Linked DNA regions of Homo sapiens: all the other regions are linked to region 1. A link is a contact called in ENCODE Hi-C or POLR2A ChIA-PET data. All regions are on one chromosome and are shown on one strand. Each heading gives the region's core, a stretch centred on a gene start or an enhancer-like site at or near the end of the contact. The rest is flanking DNA. Distances are from core to core; before and after follow the strand shown. Region 1 has its middle 17 kb from the start of WDFY4. Region 2 overlaps VSTM4 (V-set and transmembrane domain containing 4). Region 3 overlaps VSTM4 (V-set and transmembrane domain containing 4).

Evidence for each region. A loop is a pair of places that touch in the nucleus more often than their neighbours do. ChIA-PET counts read pairs that join two places held with the same protein, here RNA polymerase II (POLR2A). Pooled maps may share reads with other maps.
Region 2: a pooled map shows a loop between it and region 1 (4-fold over the local background). The contact joins two enhancer-like sites. A Hi-C loop is called at or near these places in 4 of 37 single-sample maps with no recorded cell type and 4 of 50 pooled maps.
Region 3: a loop to region 1 is called in a pooled map, with 4 times the contacts of the local background. The contact joins two enhancer-like sites. A Hi-C loop is called at or near these places in 2 of 50 pooled maps. POLR2A ChIA-PET finds 5 or more read pairs at or near these places in 2 of 52 experiments (Caco-2 and K562).

Annotation. Positions count from the first base shown.
Region 1 is chr10:48,666,773-48,669,472 of GRCh38, forward strand. No RefSeq gene overlaps it. Among named protein-coding and RNA genes, the nearest start is that of WDFY4, 17 kb to the right of the region's middle. RefSeq lists a silencer at 1,428-1,477 and an enhancer at 1,678-1,797. Within about 2 kb of position 1,364, at least 5 of the 41 ENCODE cell types and tissues checked have a DNase peak (open chromatin) inside an H3K27ac peak, as active enhancers do.
Region 2 is chr10:49,051,808-49,054,507 of GRCh38, forward strand. All of the region lies in intron 5 of VSTM4 (V-set and transmembrane domain containing 4), which reads right to left. Among named protein-coding and RNA genes, the nearest start is that of VSTM4, 62 kb to the right of the region's middle. RefSeq lists enhancers at 1,611-1,710, 1,721-1,830. Within about 2 kb of position 1,409, at least 5 of the 41 ENCODE cell types and tissues checked have a DNase peak (open chromatin) inside an H3K27ac peak, as active enhancers do.
Region 3 is chr10:49,076,039-49,078,760 of GRCh38, forward strand. VSTM4 (V-set and transmembrane domain containing 4) reads right to left here. Exons shown (of 8, transcript NM_001031746.5): 4 at 1,181-1,288. Among named protein-coding and RNA genes, the nearest start is that of VSTM4, 38 kb to the right of the region's middle. Within about 2 kb of position 1,278, at least 2 of the 41 ENCODE cell types and tissues checked have a DNase peak (open chromatin) inside an H3K27ac peak, as active enhancers do.

The sequences.
Region 1 (2,700 bases), core at 114-2,613:
TTATGTTCTATCTTTTCTTCATTGTCTGGGACATATGTGGCTGGATTAAGAGTTGCACAAGTGCGCAGTTGCAGCACTGGCCCTTCAAGTAATAGAGCCTGATATTTAAGTAAATGGTTAGCTGACAGCCACAAGTCTCCTTTAGCAGTGAGTATGCTGTTCATTTCATGAGATTTCCACACAGTAAGATCTCTTCCCTGTATTATTTTAACTGCTTCAGATACTAAGACTGGGCAGTTTGTAGCATTTCTCTCCAGCGTTTTGTCAGTGGATTGATTTGCCATGGATGCAGTGACAAAGCTGGTTATAAATAATGTTGAAGACTCACTATGTGCTGGGTGCTGGGAGCCATTCCACTGCTTCCCTTGAAACCACTCAGAAAGAAGGCTACTGCTGTAGTACCCATTGGATAGATGAGGAAGCCGAGGCTTACAGAACTGAAGGTCAGGCAGCCAGTAAGGCACAGAGGCAGGACTCCCACCCAGGCACTTCAACCCCAGAGCCGGTGCCTGCAGCCAGACTGCTCACCTGCTTTCTAACTTAACATTATAAATTAAGCATATCCTTACGGTATTAAAAATGATGTCTGAAACAGCATATTACTCACTGTATACCATGTTACTTTAAAGTCTAAGATTGAACACTTCAGATTATTTCCAATATGCAGAGAGCACTTTTCCACATGAGGAGTTACTTTTGTGTTTATTTATGGGCCCATATTCTTCTATCATTTAAAAAATGGTTTGAAGGCCGGGTGTGGTGGCTCACTCATGTAATCCCAGCACTTTGGGAGACCGAGGCGGGCAGATGGCCAGGTCAGGAGATCAAGACCGTCCTGGCTAACACCGTGAAACCCCGTCTCTACTAAAAATACAAAAAATTAACCAGGCGGGGAGGTGGGTACCTGTAGTCCCAGCTACTTGGGAGGCTGAGGCAGGAGAATGGCATGAACCCTGGAGGCAGAGCTTGCAGTAAGCCGAGATCGCGCCCTGCACTCCAGCCTGGGCGACAGAGCAAGACTCCGCCTCAAAAAAAAAAAAAAAAAAAGGTTTGAAGCAAATGTATAAGAAGCCTTCTCAATGTTGGATCATTTTCTTAGGATAAATTCACAGAAGGGTAAATAACAAATATTTTAATTTTGGGGTTTTTCACAAGAAATTTCTGGAAGCAAAAGGCAATTGATCTTGGTGGGTGACAAAGTTACGCCCATCAATATTTACAGCAATTATCCCCACATTTCACAGTTTCTCCGGAAGCACAGAGAGGCACTTCTGCAGAGGACCCAGCCAGTTATAATGAAACTGCCCGTGAATTTCTTCTCAAAACTTGAAGTGAATCTGCGGCTAAGGTTTGAGAATTCAAATGTGCCCCCTGGGCTGGTCCTTCAGCAGACGAGGGCAAAAAGCAGAAGTGGCTTCACCTCCCTGCCCTTCCCCATACCTCAGAATTGGGCTAGCTTTTGGTAGGCCCTGCTGCGGGTGGGTGGCATGGGTCATTTGAGCCACACGTCTTCTTGGTATTTGGTGGTGGGGATGGGGACTCCTCCTTAAGAAGCAAATATTGCCACTGTTTTGCCTTCCCTGGGCCTGATGTCATCCCAAATGTCGCAACTGCTCATGAGGGCAGGCAGGGAGGGTCCTACAACCCCTATTTATAGATGCAGAGGCTCTGGAAATAACCTGCCCTACCAGCTGCTTCTCACCCTGCTTCTCTGGTGATGAGTCCTTCTTATGTTACCAATGAGTCTGAAAACCCCTGGGACCCTATTGGCCCCAGAGCCAGGGAGGAAGAAGCATTCCTCTTCATTTCCTCCTACTCTCTTATGTGAGGTAGTGGTAAGATCAGACAAACCTCTGATATAGTGGTGTGCTGGTAAATGCTTAACCCACCCCTAAAAAAAAGAATATAAATATATATATATATATACATATTTATGATTGTTATAAATTTTACTGCTATAAAGGATGTGTAATGAACACTTTACAAATAATAATAATAAAACAGGCAATACTCTATGTTGTAAATTCCTTATAGTTGATTGATTCTAACAGAATGCTTTCACTGATTTTTGCCAAACATTGGTATCCCTAGCCAATCTATGGTCTCAATTTAACCATTATTTGACAAATGGAGTTGCATTCCAATCCACAGCACTTTATCTAATACATTTATAGTCATGAAATCTGATGTGTAATCTGCTGCTAAGTGATGTCTCCTTCCCATACAAACTATATTGATTATCCTGCAGCCACTTTCAGATTCAGCACTAGCTTATATTGGAACTTCACTCATTTGTCAACGGGTGTGAGTGACTTTGTTTACTTGGATAATAGTTTTCAAATATGGGAAAAATATTATCTCAATCTTTGCACTATTCACAATGCAAGGGCTATAGACATAGCACAATTTAAGTTTAATCTACATTATTAACCTCCCTTTTCTGAAGTCTAACGAACAAAACAATAAACCAAGCCCTTGTTTGTAGGGTTTTCCAATTTCCATGGTGTAAATTCTCCCTCTGTGGACAATTGGAAGCTACCAACATGACATCCCTACATGCAGAGTTGGGAAGGAACATGCAGTAGCCACCAGGATAGAGGGTTTCCACCACTCAGAACTACAGGCGTGCCTCGCCTATTTAGGTAACAGCAAAATGTAATAGAGTGGTGCATTTTGAGTATTAATTACCTTTGTATAATA
Region 2 (2,700 bases), core at 159-2,658, 390 kb after region 1:
TGAAAAAAGCTGCTATAAACATCCATGTGCAGTTTTTTTGTGTGTAGATACAAATTTTCAACCCTTCCTTGTTCATATATAGTGTTTTTTAAATCATATTATATTATAATTTTGTATTCTTAATTTACTTAATCTAAATTTTTCATATTTATATTCTCATACTATTCCAGTGAGGAAATAAGCCGATGTTTACTTAGCCATTTCCCTAACATCTAAAGATCTCATTTCTTTCTCAGTTTAATATAGAAATGACACTGCTAAAAATGTATTTGTGCATAATGGTTTTTTATTCTTAGACTTTCATTTTGGGGTTGAATTTCTAAAGCTGGAATTACCAGGTCATGGAAAAGGACCATTTTCAAGGCTATTTAATACTTACTGTCAAAATGATTTTTGACAAGTTAGTACTACACCACAGCTATGCCACTCAACAAATGAGAATACCTACGTCACCCTCCTTAACACCACTTGTCAATTTTTTTAAAATGACTCATTTAATGAAGAAAAAGCTGATTCCTTTTTGATTTGCATTTCTCTGATTTCTAGTGATAATGGACACTTCCCATGTTTGTCTAAGGAGTTTTCTCATTTATGATGGAAGGATAGCTCCTTCTCTTGATTTAGGATTTTTTTTTTTTTTGGATCTTGATTTAGGATTTTCTTGATTTCTGCTCTTGATTTAGGATCTTGAGCTTTTCTTACAGGTTTGCAAGCAACTTTTACACCATTTGGACATATTTATTGAAAAATATTTTTCCCAATTCCCTTTGAATTCTGGCTTTTTGTTCCATGCAGTTTTTTAATTTGTTTTTGCTAAAATCTTTTGACATTTTCCTTTCTTCTTTTGCCTCAAAACTTGGGTAGTCTCCCCAACTGCACCTTGCACGGTGTAGAATCAAATAATATTTCCACTTCCTATTCTCTTTTTGGATTTTTTTTAACTGTTTAATATAAAATGGAAGTTTCTGGAACATCATTTTTGTGCACTTATAACATTATGTTCAGGGATTTCCTTAAGGTGGAGAACACCTGCTTTGTCATCATAATTTTCCTTCAAAACAGTAAAACTGCACTAAATTTAATTTTAATTCATATTTCGACAATTTGATCTCATTTAGACAATGAATCACCACATTGACATAGGATAGACACTCTCTCAGAATCTTGTTTCTCCCCTTGAGCCAGCAGGACTGGTCGGAATATTTGGCAAGGAAAGTCCACCTTATGATTAACTTACAAGAAAAGTTATTCGACATCTCAGGTTGGAACAGGGCTATATTTTGTCTCTGACACAACAGAGCAAGCCTTGTTGGAGTGAGTCAAACCAAGAAAGACAGAAAACAGGCCCGCCCGGAAACTCCCTCTAAATTAGAGAGCTGTTTGATTAGAGAGAAGTGCTATTTGTGGGAGCTCATTGTGGAGCAAGGCTATTTTTCTGCCTCCAACAAGGGCAGGCAGGATGTCGCACGTGCAGAGGCCTTGCTGTAAGATGTACCAGGTTCCGGCCTGGCCACCTGCCAGAAGGAGCTTCTGTCCCACAAAGGCTTGGCAGTTTTGCTCCATGACACACAGCGGCTGGATTGAGTGAACAGGTGCTGAACAGGGGTCAAAAGGCCACTAAAGCTGATTCTACTTTGACCAGAGAGGTGACCCTGGGCAAGTCACTTACTTCCCCGGGCTTCCACCCACCAATCTGTAAAAGGGGAGGTGTATGTTGGCTATCTCTCTTGCAAAGTTATGAGGGTCAGATGAGAGAGCATAGCCTAAATTAGATGGGGTGTGAAACAGCTAAATAGCAACTGACCCTAGTCTCCAGGGTACAGGTGCAGTGTAGACGTTTCATGGTACTACCCAGGGAGGATGATGTTGCCACTTGGGTATTTCATGGTGCCCTTGTTTCAGCCCAGTGAGTAGGGCTGCAAGTTTCAACTTAGACATTGATCAGAAAGTCTTCCTGCCCAGGATATTACAGCATGACATCCCCTTGACAGCTGCCCTCCCACTAATAGAGCAGTGCTGGAAAGCACCGCTGCAGGACAGACCAGGCAGGTCATGAGAGAGGCTGCATTCCTGAGCGATGGGCAGCCACTCCAGAACACCAGGCAAAGCAGCCAACCTAGATTTTGCAAGGTATTGAACAAATTCTGAGCAACCATATTTTTCAGAAACTAAAGTTAACAACAGTAACAGCTATGTTTGTGTCCATCCTATGCAAGGCACTGTGGAAAGAGCTTGGTATCCGTGACCTCTGGCCCTCCTTGTTGCAAAAATGGGGCCTCAGAGAGATCAGGTCCTTCTCAAAAGTCACCAGCTGAGAAGGGGACATGGGACTTGATCCATGTTGGCCTGCTTCCTCTGGCCCTGAAGCAAGGACCCAGGACCCAGCCCAGATAACAGATAACAAGAACACTGGAACAGGAACAAGGTCAATAGAGCCAGAGCCACAGTGGCTACTCCCAGTTTAAACCATCTCCCTGAAGAGAAGTACCAGAAGGAGACATTAACATTCTACTGCATTTCAAGTCTGATTTAGATTCAGCGTGGGGAACCCACAGCACTGTTGCAGCTGCTCAAACTCCTGCCCCAAAGGGAGGAGGAGAGGCCAACCCAGGTAGTGGGGTCTTGGGGACTGAGGGTGTGGCTGGTGCCTAAGACCCAGGGCCATCCTGAGAAGGAAGCGCAGAGGAGGAAGGGGGCATG
Region 3 (2,722 bases), core at 28-2,527, 410 kb after region 1:
CCTTAAGGTCTAGGATGGAAACAGCATCCCATGGGTACTTGTCATTGGATGTGTCACCTCCCTCATTGTCCCTTAGGCTTGCCCACACCCCTGCATTAATGCTGCACAGAGTCACTGTTGGAGTGGCCCCTCAAACTGTGACCACTGAATCTAATATTTCCAAGCTCTATGACCTTGAGCTAACAGTGACAATTATTGTGTATAATTAGAGCCATATGTCAACATAAAAGCAGGACATTCGCTGGAGCCTGTGTTACAGGTTTTAGCATCTTTCTTTTGGTAACTTAGTCCTCACTATGAGCCTGAGACTGGTGCACTCCTGCCTCCTCCATGTCGCAGATGAGGAAAGCAGGCACAGAAGGAGGTTGTCAGCCTGTAAGTAAGGGAGCCACTGGAACCGGAGTCGGTCCATTTCCAGAGCTCGGCTCTTACCCTGGTCATCTCTGGGAGCCACAGTGTCCCCAAGCTGTTTTGGAGATTCTGAAGCAGGATGCAGGGAGAGGCTCTCAAAGGAGACCTCCAACAGGAGCTGCTGGGCAAGTGAAATCGGGGCTCGGGGAGAAGCAGAGACTCTCGAGAAATCAGGCAGTGTTCATAGAGATATGAGAGTCATGAGAACTACACTTTCCTGAGAGGAAGGCAGGAAGGGGCTGAAGGCAGAGTGCAGAGAAACAGGGACACCAAAGTGAAAGGAGACGGAAGGGAACTCTCAGACTGGTCAGGGAAAGAACTGGGGAGACTTCCCAAGTGCCACCTGCCTGCCAGTGAACGCTCATAAGAACATTCCACTGAGGGAAGAGGGTGTCAATCTCCTTTCATAAATGAGGAAACCCATGTTCAGAATGGCTCGGGAACTTGCCCAAAACCTCAGCCTCAAACTGCAGAGTCAAAATCCAACCCTAGGCTCATCTGATGCCACAGACTCTTCAGGGAGATTGACAGCAGGAAGGGGCCTCAGAAACCGAGAAAGGGGAAATTCAGTGATGTCAATGATGGCCACAGTGTATTTTAGCAGAGTCCAAGGGAAACACAGCTTGCTCACTTTGCCCACAGTCACAGGTAAATAATCCCTGACTCACAATGCACTTTTCCACCAAGGTGGTACTTTGTCTAGCATCTTCCGCCCGTCTGTGGTCGGGGTGTGCTCCCATCCCAGACATGACCTTATCTGTTTTCTTACCTCTGGATTTCCGCTTGTTAAACACAGACTGCCAGACGATGACCAGCATGAAGAGCAGAATGCTGAGGATCCCCACGCAGCACACGAGGACAGCATACACATAGAGATCTGAAAGGCAAGGACAGACACGTGAGTCAGCCTTCTGGGGGCCGCAGCAGAAGTGCGCTGGCAAGAGAACAATCAGAATTGGAATATTTGAAATCCCAGTGCTACAGTCAACAAGGCAGTGTGGTATTGGTGCAAGGACAGACACAGATCAATGAAACAGAACAGAGAGCCCAGAAATAGACCCACACAGGCATGCTCAGTTGATTTTTGACAAAAGTGCAAAAGTAATTCAACGGCGGAAGGACAGTTTCTTCAATCAATGGTGCTGGGTCAATGGGACTTCCACTGGCAGAAAATAAAACTAAAATAAACCTCACCTTTTATTCAAAAATTAACTCAAAATGAACCACAAACCTAAATGTAAAATGTAAGCTAGAAGACTTCAGAAAAAACCCACAAGAAAAATCTTTGGGATCTAAGAATAGACAGAGTTCTTAGACTTGACACAAGAGGCACCGTCTATATTAGTAAAACTTGACATACTATACTTGACTTTACCAAAATTAAAAACTGATGTTCTGTAAACAAACATATAAAGAGGATAAAAAGTCAAACAGACTGGGAGAAAATATTTGTAAACCACATATCCAACAAAGGACTACTATCCAGACTCTAAAGAACTCTAAAAACTCAACAGCAAAAACCACACAATCCTGTTGGAGAAATGAAAAAAAAAAAAATACAGACATTTCACTAAAGAGAATGTACAGGTGGCAAACAATCCCATGAGAAAATGTTTGACTTCTATCGCTGTTAGAGAAATGCAAAATGCAACTACAGTAAAATATCCCTCATGCCTTTCAGGGTGGCTAAAATAAAAAATAGTGACATCCCCAAATGCTGGCAAGGATACAGATAAACTGGGTCACTCAGACGTGGCTGGTGGGAATGTAAAGAGGCTCAGCCACTCTAGAATAGAGCTTTACAGTTTCTCAAAGGAGACACCTGTAACAACCATTCAGCCCAGAAATTGCATTCCTTGCATTTGTCCCAGAAAAATGACAGCTTAAGTTCACATGGAAAACTGTACATGTATGTTGGGTAGCCAAAAACTGGAAACAGACCGGATATCCTTCAGCAAGTGAATAGTTAAACAAAGTGTGGTACATCCACACCACAGCATCCTCAGAAATAAAAAGAACAAACTATCGACACACACACCAACCTGGATGAATCTCCAGAGAAGTACGCTGAGTGAAAAAAAAAAAAAAATCCCAAAAGGTTACATTCTTGATATGACATTCTTCATCAATGTAACATTCTTGATATGACAAAATTATAGAAATAGAGAACAGATGAGTGGTTGCCAGCAGTTAAGAAGGGGGTGGTGGTGAGAAGAAAATGGGTTTGGCTACAAGGGCCACTTATAATGACAGAAATATTCTGTATCTTGACTGTATGGATGTTAATATCCTGTTTGTGATATTGTTTTAT